4 separate regions of the Homo sapiens genome follow, and regions 2, 3 and 4 are each linked to region 1. A link is an interaction called in ENCODE POLR2A ChIA-PET data of the cell type or tissue named here. Cell type or tissue: Caco-2. All regions are shown on one strand.

What was found. ChIA-PET counts read pairs that join two places held together with the same protein. Peaks named below come from ENCODE experiments on the same cell type or tissue, not always from the same donor. Only the 100,000 strongest peaks of a DNase experiment are listed, where the experiment ranks them.
Region 2: POLR2A ChIA-PET joins it to region 1 with 11 read pairs; 29 of 35 experiments call an interaction of 5 or more read pairs at or near these places.
Region 3: POLR2A ChIA-PET joins it to region 1 with 13 read pairs; 16 of 35 experiments call an interaction of 5 or more read pairs at or near these places.
Region 4: POLR2A ChIA-PET joins it to region 1 with 10 read pairs; 28 of 35 experiments call an interaction of 5 or more read pairs at or near these places.

The regions. Positions count from the first base shown.
Region 1 is chr1:153,631,867-153,636,866 of GRCh38, forward strand. S100A1 (S100 calcium binding protein A1) reads left to right here. Exons shown (of 3, transcript NM_006271.2): 3 at 1-173. It overlaps CHTOP (chromatin target of PRMT1), which reads left to right and starts at 2,200. Exons shown (of 6, transcript NM_015607.4): 1 at 2,200-2,477; 2 at 4,706-4,787. The coding sequence starts at 4,723. It also overlaps a transcript of S100A13 not described here. RefSeq lists an enhancer at 2,174-2,283 and a silencer at 2,624-2,703. In Caco-2, no CTCF peak of the experiment used is centred here; DNase peaks (open chromatin) are centred at 2,155 and 2,555; H3K4me3 peaks cover 1,585 bases.
Region 2 is chr1:153,542,961-153,547,960 of GRCh38, forward strand. It overlaps S100A4 (S100 calcium binding protein A4), which reads right to left and starts at 2,846. Exons shown (of 3, transcript NM_002961.3): 1 at 2,793-2,846; 2 at 1,694-1,849; 3 at 661-963. The coding sequence starts at 1,834. The coding sequence ends at 799. It overlaps S100A3 (S100 calcium binding protein A3), which reads right to left. Exons shown (of 3, transcript NM_002960.2): 3 at 4,369-4,886. The coding sequence ends at 4,722. It overlaps LOC101928034 (a long non-coding RNA gene), which reads left to right and starts at 2,782. Exons shown (of 3, transcript NR_125947.1): 1 at 2,782-2,949. It also overlaps a transcript of S100A5 not described here. RefSeq lists enhancers at 1,755-2,335, 2,336-2,916, 2,727-2,776, 2,927-3,116. In Caco-2, no CTCF peak of the experiment used is centred here; a DNase peak (open chromatin) is centred at 2,231.
Region 3 is chr1:153,513,222-153,518,221 of GRCh38, forward strand. No RefSeq gene overlaps it. Among named protein-coding and RNA genes, the nearest start is that of S100A6, 20 kb to the right of the region's middle. In Caco-2, no CTCF peak of the experiment used is centred here; a DNase peak (open chromatin) is centred at 2,840.
Region 4 is chr1:153,533,153-153,538,152 of GRCh38, forward strand. It overlaps S100A6 (S100 calcium binding protein A6), which reads right to left and starts at 2,839. Exons shown (of 3, transcript NM_014624.4): 1 at 2,797-2,839; 2 at 2,050-2,208; 3 at 1,447-1,678. The coding sequence starts at 2,187. The coding sequence ends at 1,544. It overlaps S100A5 (S100 calcium binding protein A5), which reads right to left. Exons shown (of 3, transcript NM_001394232.1): 3 at 3,995-4,284. The coding sequence ends at 4,144. It overlaps LOC124904423 (a long non-coding RNA gene), which reads left to right and starts at 290. Exons shown (of 2, transcript XR_007066630.1): 1 at 290-769; 2 at 1,752-4,523. RefSeq lists enhancers at 581-875, 2,829-3,464. In Caco-2, a CTCF peak has its summit at 153 (motif pointing right); DNase peaks (open chromatin) are centred at 159 and 3,029; H3K4me3 peaks cover 2,626 bases.

The sequences.
Region 1 (5,000 bases):
CTTCCTCTCCACCCTCCCAGACCTGCCTCTTCCCCCTGCTTCCACCTCACCCCACTTATCCCTCTCCATAACCCCACCCTTGCCCACCCCACCCCCACCCCCACCAAGGGCGCAAGAGTAGCGGTCCAAGCCTGCAACTCATCTTTCATTAAAGGCTTCTCTCTCACCAGCCATCCGATGTCTGTCTCCTCTGGGATCTGGAAGTGGGTGGAGACGTGAAGACTGTTCACTCTCAACTCCCCTTATTTGGGGAAGTGTCTTATTTAGAAAGAGGTCAAGGTGCATTACATCTTCCTACTTGAGGAATGCTCAAGGTCCAGAAATGTGGGGGTTCAAGGTTCCAGTTGGAAGTCGAGGAGACATCAGCTTCTCAACTATAAAACCAGAGGAAGAAATAATCTTTTTTTTTTTTTTTTTTTTTTGGAGACACAGTCTGGCTCTGTCACCCAGGCTGGAGGGCAGTGGCACGATCTCGGCTCACTGCAACCTCCGCCTCCCAGGTTCAAGCGATTCACCTGCCTCAGCCTCCCGAGCAGCTGGGACTACAGGCGCCTGCCACCACGCCCGGCTAATTTTTTGTATTTTTAGTACAGACGGGGTTTCACCATGTTGGCCAGGATGGTCTCGATCTCCTGACCTCGTGATCCCCCCGCCTCGGCCTCCCAAAGTGCTGAGATTACAGGCATGAGCCACCGCGCTAGGCCGAAAGAATCTTCTTTCAATCAACGAACATTTACTTAAGTGGTACTATGTGTAAACACTGTAGGAACTGAGGCTCCAGCATTAAGCAAAATAACCACGATCCTTACCCTCACATGGGTAAGGATGCTGGGCCATTACTTACACACAGACACACACAAACACATACACACACGCACACGCCCAAGTGCCAGGAAGGAAAATGAAAGGGTCTTGACGTGCCAGTGGAGCAGAGGAAGGGTTGCAGATGTGTCATTCTCTCATTCCTCAAACATATGTACACTGTATTGTGCACATAGTCATTAGAAAAATCCCTTATTGAGGCCGGGCACAGTGGCTCACGACTGTAGTCCCAGCACTTTGGGAGACAGAGGCGGGCAGATCACTTGAGGTCAGGAGTTGGAGACCAGCCTGGTGAAACCCCATCTCTACTAAAAATACAAAAATTAGCGGGGCATGGTGGTACGCGCCTGTAATTCCAGCTACTCAGGAGGCTGAGGCAGGAGAATCGCTTGAACCTGGGAGGCGGAGGTTGCAGTGAGCCGAGATGGTACCACTGCACTCCAGTCTGGGTGACACAGCGAGACTCCATCTGCAAAAAGAAAAAAAAAAGAAAGAGAGAAAAATCCCTTATTGAGCAGGAAACATAGCTTATGCCCATAATCCTAGGAGTCGGGAGGCTGAGGTGAGAGGATCACCTGAGCCCAGTAGGTCAAGGCTGCAGTGATCCGTGATTCATTGCGCCACTGACTCCAGCCTGGACAACAGAGCCAGACCCCGTCTCAAAATAACAACAACAAATCAGAGAGAGAAAAGAGAAATCCCTATGTAGGTCTGCAACAAAATAAACACGGATGGCAGGTGTGGGGGGAGGACATGGAAACGCAATCGAGGACGCAAAGGTGCCCCACCCCAAGAAGGAGTAAACAGTATCTAGGCCAAGTTGGGGAGGGGAGGAAGTGAGGAGGAAAACATGGACGGGCGGTGGTGTTGGCCGGTGCAGGATGGGAGAGGAATTTGCTCCTAATACTGGCCTCCTGGGCCTTGGCTGGAGCATTTACGGCACTTCACAACTCTCAGACTGGGCGAGTGGCCATGAGGGGAAAACCAGTGCAAATTCCCCAGGCCCAATTGTCCGGAAGAAGACGAGGCAAGTCCGCGTAAAGATTTTTAGACGGTGTACCTTGGCTAGGGAACGGAGGGGCGAGGGAATTCGGGACCCAAATCCCCTCTAAGGCCCACATTAATAACTACCCCCAAGAGGTTGCAGCGCAACCACTACTGGAACGTGAAGTCCCCGGCACGCCCCAACAACAGGACCATTGGCCACGCCCCTAGGGGCGGGGCACTGCATGGAAAGCCCCGCCTTCGCCCTAAGGCTCCGCCTCTGACCTCTGCGCAGGCGTAGCTCAAATCTTTCCCGCCCTCTAGTCGTGCGCGGATCTGACGCCTGACGTAATTGCGTAGACGCCATTTTAGCCGGTCAGACAAGCACTGGACGTGGCGGCCATTTTGTTTTGGACACCGAGCAGGAGCTGGCGGCCGCTGCAGACGAAAGGCAGGAAAGGGCAGGCCGGGTGAGCAGACGGATCGGCCGACTAGACAGCCAACCAGCAACAACGAACTGAGCTCGCATACTACCGCTTACGCATCTAACCAACCGCCCATCTAGCTAACCCGAGCCCCTCCACCGTCAACTCAGGTTCGGCCGGTCCCCGGCCCGCCTGCCGGAGCCGTGGTGGCAGCCCCGGGAGGAGCACTGGCGTCTGTTTCCTTCGGTGAGTTTCGGTAGTGAGAAGGAGCCGGGGGAGGTGCGGTCTTGAGGAGCGGAAGGGGCCGGCGGACGCGGAAAGGGGGTGGTGGCATGTGGACATAGCTACGGTGTTGGAGCGTGGAGGCCCCGGGGAGGAGGCGGAGCCCCTGCGAAGGGGCGGGGGAGGGGCTGAACTGGAACCTGGTGGCGGGATTGATGGAGGTTGGGGTTTGATAGGATAAAAAGGAAACTTGGCGGGTAGAGCAGAAGTGGAAGTCTTGACAGGGCTTTGAGGATGGTAGGGAGATTAAGAAGTACAAGACTTTGAGGAATGTTGGAAATTAATGGCGGCTTTAGGGTTAAGTTTTGTGGAGGGCTCTTTGCGAGCTAATTCCCAGGTGAATTTAGAAAACCTTTCCTACTCCCCCAGATCGTCAGTTTCTTGTTAAAGTCCCTACTTGATTCTGGAGTTGAAAGCCACTTTTGAAACTAGGCATGCATATATATATGTATATATATACATACATATATATATATATTTTTTTTTGGGGGGGGACGGAGTTTCGCTCTTGTTGCCCAGGCTGGAGTGCAATGGCACGATCTCAGCTCACTACAACTTCCGCCTCCCGGGTTCAAGCGATTCTCCTGCCTCAGCCTCCGGAGTAGCTGGGATTACAGCCATGCGCCACCACGCCCGGCTAATTTTGTATTTTTAGTAGAGACATTTCTCCATGATGGTCAAGCTGGTCTCGAACTCCCAACCTCAGGTGATCCGCCCGCCTCGGCCTCCCAAAGTGCTGGGAAAACAGGCGTGAGCCACCGCGCCCGGCCCTGCCTGTATTTTCACTGTAGATCAGTGGTTCTCAACTTTAGCTGCACATTAGAAGCACCTAGGTAGCTTTCCCCCGACCCCACAATTGGTTCATTTCCAAACCTCATTACCAGAGATTGTGGTTTAATTGATCTAGGCCCAGATGTCTGTATTTTCTATTTTTTTAATTAATTTATATTTTTATAGAAACGGGGTCTTACCATGTTGCCCAGGCTGGTCTCGAGCTCCAGGGCTCAAGCATTCCTCCCGCCTTGGCCTCCCAAAGTGCTGAGATTACAGGCGTGAAGCACCGCGCCCGCCCTGTCCGGCCCTATGTTTTAAAAGCTCCTTGGATAAGTCATATGTAGTCAAGGTTGAAAATGACTGCTCTAGAGTAAAAGCCAAACTCGGCCCGGTGCGGTGGCTCACGCCTGTAATCCCAGCACTTTGGGAGGCCCAGGTGGGTGGATCAGGTGAGGTCAGGAGTTCAAGACCACCCTGGCCAACGTGGAGAAACCCCGTCTCTACTAAAAATAAAAAAAAATTAGCCGGGCATGGTGGCACGTGCCTGTAGTCCCAGCTACTCAGGAGGCTGAGGCAGGAGAATGGCTTGAACGGGGAGGCAGAGGTTGCAGTGAACTGAGATCACGCCTCTGCACTCCAGCCTGGGCGACAGAGCCAGACTCTGTCTCAAAAAAAAAAAAAAGCCAGACTCCATACTTTGATTGCTAGATTGGCTTCTGCCGTTTTTGAGAAATTCCCGGGTATTTTGTGGGCCTTGAAGTTTGTTTGTTTGTTTGGGGTTATTTGTTTGTTTTAAAGAGATGGGGTCTCAGGCCAGAGTGCAGTGGCATGATCACGGCTCTTTGCAGCCTCCAACCCCTGGGCTCTAGCGATTCTCCCACCTCAGCTCCCCTGAGTAGCTAGGACAACAGGTGCTGGCCACCATGCACCGCTAATTTTTTTTTTTTTTTTTCTTAGTAGAGACTGGGTCTCGCTTTGTTACCCAGGCTGGTCTCTAACTCCTGGCTTCAAACCATCCTGTGCCCTTGCCCTCCCAAAGTGTTAGGGTTACAGGCGGTGAACCACCATACCCAGCCACCTTGAAGTTATAATAATCTGAGGTAATTGCCATAGAAACTTAAGAACTTTTGCTGGGCGTTGGGTCCCAGTGATCCCAACACTGGGAGGCCAAGGTGGGAAAATCCTTTGAGGCCAGGAGATTACGGCTGCAGTGGCCACTGCATTCCAGCCTGAGTGACAGAGCGAGACCCTGTCTCAAAAAAAAAAAAAAAAGAAATTTAAGCACTTGAAATGTGCCCTCGTGTGCTCTTTAGTCATCAGTGATAAGGCCTTTTTATTTATTTTTGGCTTGGGCCTTGCCACTTATAGAAATGATGTCACTATTGTGATTTGCTCATTTTACGTATTGTTCTTTGTAGATTCTCGGGATTCGAAGATGGCTGCACAGTCAGCGCCGAAAGTTGTGCTAAAAAGCACCACCAAGATGTCTCTAAATGAGCGGTGAGGCAGCCAACAGCAACTTCAACTCCTTCCTAAGAAAACATTACTTAACTTGGCCCTGGGGTCCAATGCACAAAGCCAATTTTAAGCTAAATACCAACAGAAGGCTACAGACCTCTGTTCTTAGTTGCATCTCATGTGGTACACAAAACAAATTGGGCGGTTGTTTCAAAACCCCTTATCAGTAGACTTTTATGTTAAGCTGTCTGAAGT
Region 2 (5,000 bases), 89 kb before region 1:
CAGGGACCTTTATGGCAGAGACGGTGGATTCGAGAATGCCTATATTCTCATGCTGCTGCAAACAGCGGGTCTCCCTCCACATTGCCCTCCCTGATCCTACCACGCACAGGAAAGGATTAATCCATCCCTGTGGTTTGAAGCCAATGATCTGGAAGTGGGTGGCAGGACAGGGCCTGGACTGTCAACGTCAGCACTGAGTGCCAGCCCTCCTCCCCATCCCACTCTCGCCTAAATACTTCCTCCCTGCAACTCAGCCTTATTCTTTTCCCTCCGACTTACTCCCAGGACACCCAAACTCCATTCCAGACCCCAACCAGGAACAGATATGACCTTCAATTCCAGCCTCGGTTCAAGATCCTGCCAGAGGCAAGGTTGGAGAGAGGTGGGAGGGGTAAGTGGGCTGGCTGAGATCCCACAGCTGGGACCTTCCAAACCTTGGCAGGGGGGTGGTGAGGGGTCCCCTTCTCGGCTTTGACCACACCGAGTGAACTCTATTGCCTGTGCACACACACTGTTAGTCACCCTGCATCCCTCCCCTAACTTCACTGGTCTGCTGTCCATAAAACTTCAGCTCAACTCCCAGCTCTCCCCACCACCACCCCACAACATATCCCTCAGTCCCCAACCCACGCCCCCAGAGTCTCTCAAACCATCAGCCTCAAAACTTCCAAGAATCTTTATTGAACTTGCTCAGCATCAAGCACGTGTCTGAAGGAGCCAGGGTGGAAAAAAAAAAGTGCCCACTGGCGACAGGGAGGGCCCCAGCTGGCAGACCCCCCAACCACATCAGAGGAGTTTTCATTTCTTCCTGGGCTGCTTATCTGGGAAGCCTTCAAAGAATTCGTTACACATCATGGCGATGCAGGACAGGAAGACACAGTACTCTTGGAAGTCCACCTCGTTGTCCCTGTTGCTGTCCAAGTTGCTCATCAGCTTCTGGAAAGCAGCTTCATCTGTCCTTTTCTGGAGGGAGAAGAGGCTACAGATAGAAAACAGAAGCCCAGTGGGTGGAGCCAGGACCAGACCCAGTTTCTACTCCCAGACCAGAGTTCAGGGAGGCTCCTTTGGGAGGTCCAGTTTGGAACTCCAACCCTCAAGGCTAAGCTAGGGTGGAGAAGGTGCTCCTTGGATAAGGAAGTCTGAGTACCTGGTGCAATGGAAAAATGACGGGACCACTACATTTTCACCCAAGGTTGTTCTAATAATCCCATGAGGTAGTAATAGTCATGAAAACAATATATAAACTGTGTTATGTTTGATACAAATATACATTGTTATTGTTTGAAGGGAACGTCTGCAGGCCTGTGATCATCTCCACATCTGTGTCTTCACATCTACAAGCCAAATAGAAACTCAAACAGTGTCCACTGTTGGAGTGATGGCAAGAGTCAGACAGTCCCGGTCCGGATGGCAGTTGTGTACACTGACCACCTTGGGAAGTTACTTAGCACTCTGAGCTTAGTCTTCCCTTCAGTTAAGTTGTGCAAAGCACCTGGCAGTGTCTGACCCATTCATTCTCAGCCCTCTTTCAGCATGGGGCCAGGCAGTGAGTGGTGGTGTTCAATGTGTTTCCACCCCAGGCAGCCACCCCACTGATAGATGCCCTCTGTAGCTAATGCTCTAGAGCAAGACTGCTGCCCTCCTCTGTGGGAAATGCCCCACGTGGGGACTCACTCAGGCACTACCCACTCACCCCCAAGAAGCTGGGCAGCTCCCGGGTCAGCAGCTCCTTTAGTTCTGACTTGTTGAGCTTGAACTTGTCACCCTCTTTGCCCGAGTACTTGTGGAAGGTGGACACCATCACATCCAGGGCCTTCTCCAGAGGGCACGCCATGACAGCAGTCAGGATCTGGGAGCAGGAGGCACAGAGACCGTCTTATTAATCCCACCCCTCAGAGATGTGTTCAGAATGCCAGGCTCCACTCCCATCCCTCCAGGAGCACTTGGCGAGACTCTGCTCCCTCCCTGGGGGAGCCCAGAGCAGTGGGCCCCCGCACCTGGCTGGGAGGGTGTGCACAGTGGGGAACACATGCTCTGGGCAGTGAACATTTGCAAGATCCGCTGCGCAAGCTCTGGAGATTCGGGCAGCAAACTCCCAGGGCCTCCCAGGCCTTGCCTCAACAACAGCATTTTTTCCACCCCTCACTCAGTCTATCCACTCCCACAGCTCAGCCACAAAGGCCCCGCCCTTGCCATTCTTTTCCCTCCCAGAACTGGGTGTGGCTGCTGGAGGCCTGCCCAGGGGCCTGCAGTGGAAAAAACCAGCACAGCCGCTTAGCTCTCAGCATGGGGAGGGGCAAAGTGAGGTGGCAGAGGCAAGGGTTGGAAGAGAAGCTGCAGAGGCCATGCACCTTCTCGAGCTGGGCTGCTGCGTGCAGGGCAGAGGCTCATGGGGCACACCACCAGACAAAGGCCCACAGTTGCCTTCTGCCTTTCCTTTGCTTCCTGCTCCCGAGTGCGCAACCCAGCAAACATGAGCCAGTGCAGATACCCACAGGCACATACATACCAACACGTACTATAGCAACAGCGTGTGCAAGCCCACATCTCAGAAGCACCTGGAGAGCTCAAATTCAGTCACTTGCTCACTTTTCTGTTTGTTTTTTCCTCCGTCTTACGTGCATGTGTGTGTGTGCCATGCACACCCACGCACACAATCCACCCAGAGTTCCACATCAGAATCTCACATCTGGATCTCTTTAGCACATCTGGCCCCCACCAGCCTCCCCTTCTCCTTCCCCAGCCCTGGCCTCTGACACCCCTTGCATGCCAGTCAGGCCAACACAACTCACCAAACCAAGAAAGAAGAAGCGCTGAGGAGAGAGGGTTGTAGAGAGGGGAAGAATGGGGACGGCCCAGAGGTCTGACCTATTTATACCCCAGCCAGGCCCTGCCCATAGCAGGGGACAGGGGAGAGCGGATACTGCCTTCCTGCTGTGGGCTGATGCGGTAAGTGCCACAGCACCCTCCACCAGCCCAGCCGTGGAACCAAGCCTCCTGTTCCCAGGTGGGCACCCGTGGGTAACGGGTAAGCCCTAGCGGTTACTAGCAGGGGACTGGATGAGATGGGCACCACCCAGTGTACATAGCTCAGCCTGAGTTTTAGAGAGGTGGAGGAAGGGGCAGCCTGTGCCTGGAGCATGGGGGACAGGGAGTAGTCCCATGGGGACCTAGGAAAGGAGATGCAGGGGGTGGTGGGTGACAGGTGGGAGATTGCCCTGGAAATGTGGTGACACAAAAGCTAGGGGGGAGATGGGAGGATCGCCTGAGGCCAGGAGTTCAAGACCAGCCTAGGCAACATAGAGAGACTTCTGTCTCTATAAAAAGGAAAAACAATTTTTTTTTTTAATTAGCTGGGCAGCATGGCTGTAGCCTGTAGTCCCAGCTAGTCAGGAAGCTGAGACAGGAGGATCATTTGAGCCCAGGAGTTCGAGACTGCAGTTGGCTATGCTCAAGCCACTGCTCTCCAGCCTGAGCAACACAGAGGACCTTGTCTCTTAAAAAAATAAAGATTCAGAAACAAAAACTGGGGTGGGGATCCCCATGCCCGGTACTGTCTGCCATGCCAAGTAAGGCTCAGGGTCGGGGCGGGGGGATCTGGAGGGGAACAGGCTCACACCCAAAGGAGGCTCTGGGACCACCTCAGGAACGTCAGTGGGAAAGGTCCTGGGTGAGGTAGTGATGGAGTGGAGTGGCAGTGAGGCGTGGGGGCTCACGGATAGATCTCAGGTTCGGAGAGGGTATCAGGAGGGGCCATTTAAAGTTGGGATGAGTGTCAGGAATGAAGAATCCAGGTTGGGGTGGAGAGTTAGAGGTGAAATGGCATGAAATAGGGGAGTTATAATTCGGGTCAACCTCTCAGGGTGGGCTACAAACCCAGTGAGGGTTAGAAGTAGGGGGTTAAGGCCCTCAGGGGGCTGCGGCTTCAGGGATAGGGGCTAGCTCAAGTTATTCCCTTACCCCTCCATACAGAGCACCCCTTCCTGGCTGGGAGAAACACCTCAGACACCCTAATCCCATTAGTGCTGCTCTCTGGGCTCCCACAGCCCGAGGCAGGGAACAAACACCCCCACTGCACCCACGGCCCCACCCTCCTCCAACCATGAGCACTGAGTCCCAGGGGAAACTCAGGCAGTCCTCTCTCAAAGATCCCAAAGAAAGAGAGAGAGGAAGGGAGGACAGGGGTCCTTGTTTTGTCCCCACGCCCTCCTGCTGGACCCTGGAGGCCACTGCATTTCTGCAGGGTCTGCAACTTCCCTCAGGGAGCACCCTGCCCCTGCCCTCAGCTGCCTTCCCGCAGTGGAAAAGGCCAGAGAGGAGCAAAGAGCTCAGGAGACGCGTCCTCAGAGAAGAACCAAACAAAACCAAGCTGATGCCAGTTTTTTATTAGGAGTTAAATAGGCCCTTTCCCATCGTGGTCTCATTGGTGCACGCTCTGCTGAGCCTCGAGGGCCTCAGAGCAGATCCCGCCTCCTCCCATCCACAAGGGAGGCCACAGGGGTGCGGCAGGCAGGCTGGGCCCCAGAGTGGCTCTACCCCTCATTCGCTGGGCATCCTGAGGAAGGAGCCCTCACATCTCTGGGCCTCCTAGGTAAAATGGGTTAACTGATCGCAGAAGACCTGGGCAAGTCCAGATTGAAAGGGGTACAGGAGAGAGGGTAGGAGGGGGTGTGGGAGACATGCCCAGCCCCCGACAGCCAGCGCACCCCCTGGAGCAGAGGCTACTGGGAGCAGGGGGGCTCTGAGGGGCAGTCCTTGAAGTACTCGTGGCAGTAGAGACAGAGGCAGGCAAGTGAGCGCACATACTCCACAAAGTCCACCTCGCAGTCCTTGTTGGTGTCCAGAACACTCATGAATTTGTTGTAGTCACATTCCCGAAACTCAGTCTGTGCAAGGGAAGGGTTGGGAGAGGTAAGGGAGTAGGATGAGGAGGGCAGAACAGCCTCACACGCCACCTCCCTCCTTCCTCTCCCAAGTGGACCCACCCCACCCCAAACTAC
Region 3 (5,000 bases), 120 kb before region 1:
GAATAGAAACTTCCTTCTCTGCTCCAAGCACCCACCAGCTGCCAGCCCAGTGAGCAGTGCCATCCAGTGGCAGTCAACACCCTAATACAGACAACACGTGCACACTAGGAGAAGTTTTCCATTGCATCCCTAGGATAACTATACAACCAAAGGGCACCCCGGACACCTAGTGGGGTGGTGGAGAGGACCTGCCTCTGATGCATATGGTGGAAGGGGCAGATTCATGCCATTGGGTCAAACAAAAGCAGTAGAATGACAAACGGTACACTCTCCATGAGTATAACAATGCAAAAGCCAGACACAGGGAAGATAACATGAAAACCCAACTGGAAATCACTGTTAGGATGGTAGAATTTTGAATTTTTTGTGTTTTTATTTTTGTATCTGTCATGGCGTCTTTTCAAATTTTCTAAGTTTATTGCCCCACGCAATAGACTTCCCTTCTCTCAAGAAAGGCCAAGCTGACTGCCCACCATAGAGGGCAAATCTGCTTGCACCCCAACCACCAGCCCCTTGTCCAGGAACACTCACATCCTCCCCAGGCGGCAGGCTTCACCGGGCGCCTTTCACTCCATGCCCGCCCTCCCAAACCCCATCCAGCTCCATCACTTCTCCCTCTGCCCAGATCCTCCTAGAAGTGTCCCAGGCAGCCTCTCCCCCTGACTGTTCCCTCGTCCCCAGGTGTTCAAGATGAACAGATGGTCCAAGGAGCAATGGATTCATTTCTCCACTATGCTGGGCTCAGCCGGCTCGACTCTATTGTTTTTCTTATTGTTTTCTTCAAAATAATAACCACACAGGGTGACAAACTGAATTTTACATTCTCTTGTTCCACCCCTCCCTACCCACAGTCCCTGTGGCAAATTTTTTTTCTTTTTTTTCCATTGTTGAGGTCAGGTTTTAGGATACCACAGTGACAAGACTGACGGGGCCCTGCCCTTGCAAAGTCCACAGTCTAGATGGAATCTTTGTTGTTTTGTTGGTTTTTTGGTTTTGGGGGTTTTGTTTGTTTGTTTTTGTTTTTGTTTTGAGACAGGGTCTCTCTGTCACCCCGGCTGGAGTGCAGTGGTGCAATCACGACTCACTGCAGTCCCTAACTTGTGGGCCAAGCAATCTTCCCACCTCAGCCTCTGGAGTAGCTGGGACCACAGTTGCGTGCCACCACACCCAGCTAATATTTTTTATTTTTTGTAGAGGCGGGATCTTACTATGTTCCCTAGGCTGATCTTGAACTCCTGGGCTCAAGCAATCCTCCCAACTCAGCCTCCCAAAGTGCTGAGATTTACAGGTGTGAGTCACCAAGCCCAGCCAGTGTATCTTCACTTAAAGATGACAAAATTAAGGATCAGAGTGGTTAAGTAGCTTGCCCATGGTCATGTCTCTAGCAATGGCACAGGGAGGATTTGAACCTGATTCCACCTTATTCCAAAATCTGAGCTCTAACCAGTATGCTCTACTGCACCCCTACTACTGAGCCTGTGTGGATCACTGTGTCAGGGGAGGTTCCCATGCAGTCAGACAGGTTCACGTGAAGACAGACAGGTAAACAGGTGGTTATGATCAGGTGCTGTTGTAGAAGTATGACAACATGGCCGGGCGCGGTGGCTCACGCCTGTAATCCCAGCACTTTGGGAGGCCGAGGCGGGCAGATCACGAGGTCAAGAGATGGAGACCATCCTGGCTAACAAGGTGAAACCCCGTCTCTACTAAAAATACAAAAATTAGCCGGGCGTGGTAGCGTGCACCTGTATTCCCAGCTACTCAGGAGGCTGAGGCAGGAGAATCGCTTGAACCCGGGAGGCGGAAGTTGCAGGGAGGCGGAAGTTGCAGTGAGCCGAGATTGCACCACTGCACCCCAGCCTGGTGACAAAGCGAGACTCCATCTAAAAAAAAAGAACCACCTCCACCTCCTTCCCTCTGCACCCACCTGCCCTGTGAGGTGTGCCGGCCTCCAGGCAGGGTGGGCACCCATTGGGCACTGGAGGCGTAGCCCTGAGGGCCCAACAAAATGATTAATTTTTGTTTCTTTTACAAGCAGAGAAATTTGAACATAATCATAATGAATCTATCATAGTGAATTCATCTTGGCTTGTATTTGTCTTTATACCAATGCAGTCATGAAATGTTATTTTTAATATTTTTCTATGAAGGAAAGCGCCCACAGAGCCAAAAGTGCTGGGGCCTGTGGAAGTCATAAGGCCCTAGGTAACCCATGAGGAACTCAGTCTCAGGCTTTGCATGCTGCAGAGAATGATCAGAATTGGAGGGCCCATCCCTCCCTTCTCCTGGGTGTAGGACTGCACCGCCACCTGAAGCCTTCAGAGCCACGCAGCCTGGCTCAGGAAAGCTGCATCTGCACTCTTCAGTGCCAGGGAACTAAAGGCTGGGGCTTCCTATGCGAGGTGCAGAGCTCCCAGAGGAGCAGGCACACAGACCATGACAGGAGGCGGGGTAAGAGGCATTCATTGAAAGGTGCATCTGTGTAGGATTCTTCCTAGCTGAAAACCCTAAACTGAGCCTGGAGGCAGGAGAGGGGCTTTCTGATGCTGTGGCTCTTCCTTCCTGTGGAGGAGGACTGGAAAGGGGTCCCTTGGGGCCCTCCCCAGCCTCCCTCATTCTTCTGGACAGAGGGCTGGGCTGCTGTCCCCTGGACTTGGGGAGGACACAGGCAGGGAAGCTGGGTGCTCAGAGGACAGAGAAAGGATCTCCTTGGACAGCCCACTGAGCAATGGCAAGTGGCTCGCCAGGTTTCTCCTTCTCTGCTCCCTGCTCTCTTGTCACACCCTTCCTGGTATGAAGCAAGACAAGCTCCGGTAGTGAGCCCCTCCCTGACTCCCTCGCCCTAGGCACTGCCTATAATGGGGTGGGGCAAAACAGCTCCCTTCTCCCAGCTTCCTCTTCAGGCTCCACTGGGTCTGTCCCTGCTCACCACCTGGACTAGGTCCCTAGGTGTCAGGACAGCTGGAGCTGTCTCCAGGTGTGTCATCATCACTGGCATCCTGGCCACCCAGGAGCCATACCTAGGTATCCTAGACCCCCTCTCTAGGCTCCATCCTACCTCCTCCCACCCTGTTACCCTATAGCCAACAAACCCTGCATGTTCATCCTTGGGCACACGTCTGCCCTCTTCCTGCTACCCTACTCCACCCCAGGTCACATCCTCATTCTCTCACCGACCCAGGGCACCAGCCTCCTGGCGGGGGGCTCTGCCTCCACTCCAGGACCCCTTCTCCAGGCTCCAGGTCTCCTTGAAGTCCAGGTTTTCATCACATCACCATTCTGTTCAACCTTCACCTACTTCACGGCTTAGAGATGAGGCTTTCAAACATCTGTTTATTCCTAGAACCTTTCTTTAAAATAAAACCTTATGAGGAAGCCTGATATATGAAAAATACAGGGCTCTGGCTGAAATGGGGTAAGGGACCAGGAGTCTCACCCACGTGAGCCACTACCCCCTCAAGAGGAAGCCCTTAAGTTGCCTCTGAAGATCCACTAGAGCTCTTGAAGTTCCTATTAGTATCCTATTATTAGTGGGGACAAAACTAAAGTGATAGTGCCTGAGGCTGTTAGGGATGCCAGGAAAGGCTGCTCTCATTTACTACTAATGTGAAGTGTGAATTGCTATTGCTGTTTTGGAAAACAATGTAGCAATAGCTATTTAAATTAAATATACATATGCCCTGCAACCCAGCAGTTTCACTCCTGGGAATCTGTGCCATAGAAATAAAAGCACCAGGCCAGGCGCAGTGGCTCACGCCTGTAATCCCAGCACTTTGGGAGGCTGCGGCGGGTGGATCACGAGGTCAGGAGTTCAAGACCAGCCTGGCCAACATGGTGAAACCCCATCTCTACTAAAAAGACAAAAATTAGCTGGGCATGGTGGCGCATGCCTGTAATCCCAGCTACTCGGGAGGCTGAGGCAGGAGAATTGCTTGAACTGGGACCAGGGAGGTGGAGTTTGCAGCGAACCGAGATCGTGCCACTGCACTCCAGCCTCGGCTACAGAACGAGACTCCATTTAAAAAAAAAAAAAAAAGAAAAGAAATGAAATGAAAGCATCAGTCCTTAAGGATGTGTTATAAAGATGTTTACTCAGCAATAGTATTATTAGTTGTAGTGAAAAAAAATTAGAGCAGGAAAGGCCCATGACTAGGGAAATAGGAAATGATCAGATCAATTGTGGTGCTTCCATACTTTGGAATAATAATATATAGCCATTAAAAAGAATGATTTAGATCTATCTCTATCAGTTGACTTGAAGAAATGTTCACGATAAACAAAGAAGAAATAAAATGCAGAAAGTATACATCATGATCCCATTTTTATAATGCAACTACATTATATAAAAATACCTCTTAGGCCGGGTGCTGTGGCTCACACCTGTAATCCCAGCACTTTGGGAAGGCCGAGGTGGGCAGATCACCTGAGATCAGGAGTTCAAGACCAGCCTGGCCGACATGGCAAAACCCCTTCTCTACAAAAAACACTAAAACTAGCCGGGTGTGGTGGTGGGTGCCTGTAATCCCAGCTACTCGGGGGGCTGAGGCAGGAGAAATCATCTGAATCCGGGAGGCGGAGGCTGCAGCGAGCTGAGATCGCGCCACTGCACTCCAGCCTGGGCAACAGAGAGAGACCTTGTCTCAAAAAAAACAAAAAACAAAAAACAAAAAAAACAAAACTCTTATATGTGAAACTACATTTATGTATAGTGACATGATCATAAAGAAAGCTATGAAAGAATGTGTTATAATCTATTAACGTTGGTTATTTGAGTGTAGGGAAATAAAACAGTCCATTTCAGTGAACTTTTCAATGCTCCAGTAAAAGCTCTACCTGACCTCCCAAAATTCTTCACATACCTTGAGAATTAGGATTTATAGCCATTTGTGTAGTTAACTGCATGATCCAAAAGGATGGTAAAACTTCTCTTATCTCCAGAAGAGAGATTAAATGCTCACCACCTGTAAGTCCCTAGGTTAAACCAGTGCCTAGAAGACTAG
Region 4 (5,000 bases), 99 kb before region 1:
CCCTACCCTGACATTCCCGGGGCGCCCTATTCTGTCTTCCTCTTCCTAAGGACTCCCCTGACTGCCAGGCCACAGCCCCACGGCGGGCCCCTGCCAGAGGCTCAAGAAAACCAACCCGACTGTCCCCGCAGCGCCCTGCTCTCTGTCCACAGGAGGGCGCTCGCTCCGAACCCCAAGTTGTCAGCCACTGGAAGGCAGGCGGAGAGGGACTGGAAGAAAGGGGGAGGAAAGGGGTGTAGGGCGGGAACCTAGAGGGGCGCGGGAGGGGTTAGGGAGCGCGTACTTTTCCAGAGGGAGCTGAATAGAGCCAAGGCTTGGGCACGGCTGTGCAGAGAGGGAATTCGGCCCCCGGTCTCTTGCAACCAACAGCGCGACTTCTCCCTGCAGGGCAGGGGAGGCAATAGAGAAGGAGGGCCTCCAAGAAGGTGCATCTCCCAGCTGTTTACCAATCCCCACCCAGTGGGGACAGAAGACAACTTAATTCCACAAAGTTGGACCCCCAAGGGAAGTGGGGAGGTGAGAGGGAAAGAAGGATGTGGTCTCCATCTAAAGTCAAGATCTCTTCCCCAGAAGCTAGAGGTAAACTTGCCCAGCTCGGACTAGGCCTAGAGAGGCTGAATGATGTGGCATCACCCGGAAACAGCGTTTACCCTCCTTATCCTCTTCCCTTCTGCCTGAAAACACTAATCCAGATGATGGACAATGATTCAATTAGTCATCTTCTCTGATGGGGGCTGAGATCCAGGCTGGGATCCCGTGGAAGTGCCGGGTGAGTCATTACGCTGAGGCTGCAGGGATACCCCGCCCCATTACTGAACACCCCGTGGTTCACGTGTTGGTGCAGCTGCCAGCTCCTCAGACCACCGTTCCAACAAAAAGCCCTCACCCTGAATGCAGGGACACACTCCAAGAGTGTGCCTCCCCCACTCCACCTGGGACCTGGGCAGCCGCAGTAGACTCAGTCACACAGCGTCCTCACTGGTGTAGGAAACTCCCTGAGCCAAGCCTCAGGCATCTCAGATGTGCCCTATCTAACCCCTGCGCTGTGATGAGAAAGGGGACTTGCCCCACCCCAGGGCCCCTCTTGCCACACCCAGAGCAAAACACATCTGGGAGCCTCTGGGACTATCTCTGCCTCACTTCCAGGCCCCCAAACCCCATCACATCCCGGCCCAGGGACCATTTCCATCTCCAAGCTCATCCCAGGACTCTCTCTACTGGAAACCACTTGAGCCTTTCCTTAGGATGGCGTTGCCAAGAGGGGCATCTCTCCTCATTCACATAAAGGCACCTTATGTGCTAGAGGCAGCCTTGTCAGGGTGGGTCCTCTGGCCTGGCGAGTCAATGAGTCATTTTCAGAGGTTGACCGTGAGCAAATCTTCCAATGGCTGGTGTCCCACTAAGCCAAGGAGGAACAGAAATCATTCGGAAGCCAGGACGCAAGGGTAAATTTGACCAAAAAAAATTTATTGTACAATTACCCACCACTGGATTTGACTCAGAGAGGACCCCCAGAGGGTGTCTCCATCTTCCCTATTTATTTTCAGCCCTTGAGGGCTTCATTGTAGATCAAAGCCAAGGCCCCCAGGAAGGTGACATACTCCTGGAAGTTCACCTCCTGGTCCTTGTTCCGGTCCAAGTCTTCCATCAGCCTTGCAATTTCAGCATCCTGCAGCTTCTAATGTGTTAGAATGTGAAATCCATACTCAGTGGTGATGACAACCCTGGATTCTTCCCCTTCCCCCTCCCAGGCAATCCTCTCTGCAAGTGGCTCTGTGCTCCCTCATCACCAAGGACCCATGTCACTTTGGCATTGCTTCTCCTCAGCTACTTCTCAGTTACTGGTCCTCATTTGGAGAGATGGATATCCGGCTGGAAGCATCCCCTACCCGCTGGGAGAGTGGGTCTACAGCTCAGGGTCTACATGTGGACCAGGGCCTCAGAATGTGGGTAAATGTGAGTCAGATGCACCTGGCACCTCTCTCTCCCCTAATCCTGCTTCCAAAGGACAAGGGTGGGAAAAGGGGTCCTGGGGAGGAGGCCACTCACCGAGCCAATGGTGAGCTCCTTCTGGATCAGCTCCTTCAGCTCCTTCTTGCTCAGGGTGTGCTTGTCACCCTCCCTGCCGGAGTACTTGTGGAAGATGGCCACGAGGAGGCCAATGGCCTGATCCAGGGGGCATGCCATGGCTGAGGGCTGGGCTTGGAGCTGGCAGCAGAGGGCCTAGTCAGTGCCATGGGAGCAAGGACTTCTCACCCACACACCCCAATAATGCTGCCTGCACTAGCCCCGCCTCCTTTGGAACCACCCAGTCTCAGGCCACACACAATGGCATCAGGAGACAGCCCAGGGCTTGAAGGGGAAGGAGAGAGCACACTAGGGCCAAGGCAAGAGAGGTGGCTTAAGGATTCTAAGAAGCATATAGGAACAGTAGCTTTGGGCACAGCTGAGAACTGTCCTTCAGGGGATCCAGAAGTTGAGGAGTATGGCTGGGCAGGGGAGGGGAATGGAGGCTGCAAAGGCAGCTTAAACACAGCTTCACAGGGCCACACATGGTGGCAATGACACACCCAGGGCACTCCCTTCCGCACCCCAAAAGAGCACACCCCATTGCGATCCCTTAGCCCAAGGCCTGCCTGGCACAGCACTGCTGCTCCTGACTATCCCTCCAGCGGGGGAGCGCCACAGATGGCCCCAGTCTGGATCCAGCGGCTGAACTGGGCAGGGGATGGCTGGACCCCCAGCGTGAGGGCAGCTGGCCCTGGAAAGTACCCAGGGCTCCTGGAGAGAACTCACCGGTAGGGAGGCGGCCAAATGCGACGCGAGCGGTCGAGGGGATGGGCTGTGTCGCAGTCCGACTGGCCTTATAGCGGTCGGTGCCCCGGAGGCCAGCTCGGCCAAGCCCACCCCGCCCGCCCAAGTCCCGCCCGCGCCCCACCCTGCGCCGTGGCTTACACAACGCACATTCGCGGTTTACCCCCTCGACTTTCCACGCCTCCTGCCCGGGGCTGTTCCGGGTTAGGACGGGATGGGGGAGCCCAGCAGTGCCCACTGCACGCCTGGTGACGAGTCTCCCCTCATCTGCGCAGCTCAGTTTGCTCAGTTTGCTCTTCGTGACACGTGACTCGGCAAGGGGAGCAGGAGGAGGACTGCGGCGGTCACCCCTGCTTCCTCTGCCAGACCGTGAATGTGACCCTCGAGCCAGCGCAGCGTCAATGTGGGCAAGGAGGGCGCCTCACAGGATGCCGGTGTCCCACAGAGGATACTCAGGGTCACCCCAGAGGAGATAGGGGGAGTAGCCAGTGGTGTAAAGGATATCTACGGCGCCCATCCCCCACCAGCAACAAGTTCCTACCAACACCTCCACTCCTTCCCCTCAGTGCCCCAAATTCCATTCACTACAGCACCTTTGGTGTTAATGTGCATGCACGTGGGAGCCCAGCCCTGTAAGCACCATTCGTTATTTACGGGGGAGTGAAGGCCTTTTCAGACCCTCCCCTGAGAAAAGATTTTGATGGAGGAGGCAGGGAGAGAAGAAAGCACTGTCCCCCATAGATGATGAGAGTGGTGCTATTGAAGGGGAAATGGTGAAGAGGGAGGGGGCTGGTGTGGAGGCCAGACATGCCCTTCCTACAGGTGCTGCCAAGGTGGCCTCCGGTGAGCTGTGGACAAGTCAGGCCTGCCTGCCTATCACCGCCCTCAGGAGCCACTCCCAACCCCTCCCAGTGTCCTCCTCTCAAAGCAACTTTCCCTCTTAACTTCCTCTGCATCCTTGCAGAGTTCCCGCCTGGCCTAACTTCCCCATTTTCCAGGCAGGCAAAACTAAGCCATGACAAAACCAATGACGTCCACACCAAAGAAGGAGAGGAATGCAGTGGGAGCCCAGGACCCTAACCCCCAGAGGCAGAAGCTGTCTCAACCCACTCAAGGAGAGACCCTTCCTGTGCTCCCCTCTCCCCAGGCCAAGGTAGACAAGACAGCTTCAAAACCAGACTCCCAGCACCTGCGATGGAAACTTTATTTCCTCCCATGGAAGGGTCCATCTGGGAGGGAGAGGAGGGCAGGGGGCCAAAGAGGGTCTGTGAGAGGAGCAGCCGAGGTCAGCAGCAAAGGGTGGAGGGTGAGGGTGGAGGGCAGCCCTGGTCACTTGTTGTCCTCTAGAAAGAAGTCGTTGTAGGCCATGCACAGCATGGTCAGGAACACCGAGTACTCCTTGAAGTCGATCTCCTGGTCGCTGTTCTTGTCCAGGCTCTTCATCAAGTCATCGATGCTGCTCTCCTTCATCTTTTGTGGACCCAGGTGGAGAGACAGCTCAGACCCCGCTCCCAGCCCTGCCCTCGCACCACTGCATGGTGTCATCCCCACCCCGAAACTTCAGGGTGAGCCCCAGCTGAGTCAATGACACTGTCAGCATCTCGACCCCCAGAGTCTGCCCACTGCCCACACCTAGGGAAGGGCCTGGCATGAGGTAGGGGGTCAGGGACCTGACTCCTGAATGGAAATAAATGACAGCAGGAATGCTAGCCTAGCCTGCCTTCCCTGCAATACTGTCCCCCAGCCAAAGAAACAATCATCTAGGTTTTATACCAACACCTGATAAAAACAGCTTGCTGGGTCAGGTGTGGTGGCTCACACCTGTAATCCTAGCACTTTGGGAGGCCGAGGCGGGTGGATCACCTGACATCAGGAGTTCGAGACCAGCCTGACCAACATGGTGAAACCCTGTCTCTACTGAAAATACAAAATTAGCCAGGCATGGTGGTACATCCCTGTAATCCCAGCTATTTGGAAGGCTGAGGCAGGAGAATCGCTTGAACTTGAGAAGCGGAGGTTGCAGTAAGTAAGATCATGCCATTGCACTCCAGCCTGGGCAACAAGAATGAAACTCCTTCTCAAAAAAAAAAAAAGAACACCTTGCTGATTATGTGGCATTGAGCATTATCCAAGTCTCTGAGTGACTCTCTCCCCATTCTAAGGACTAGGTGAGAATAACCCCGGAC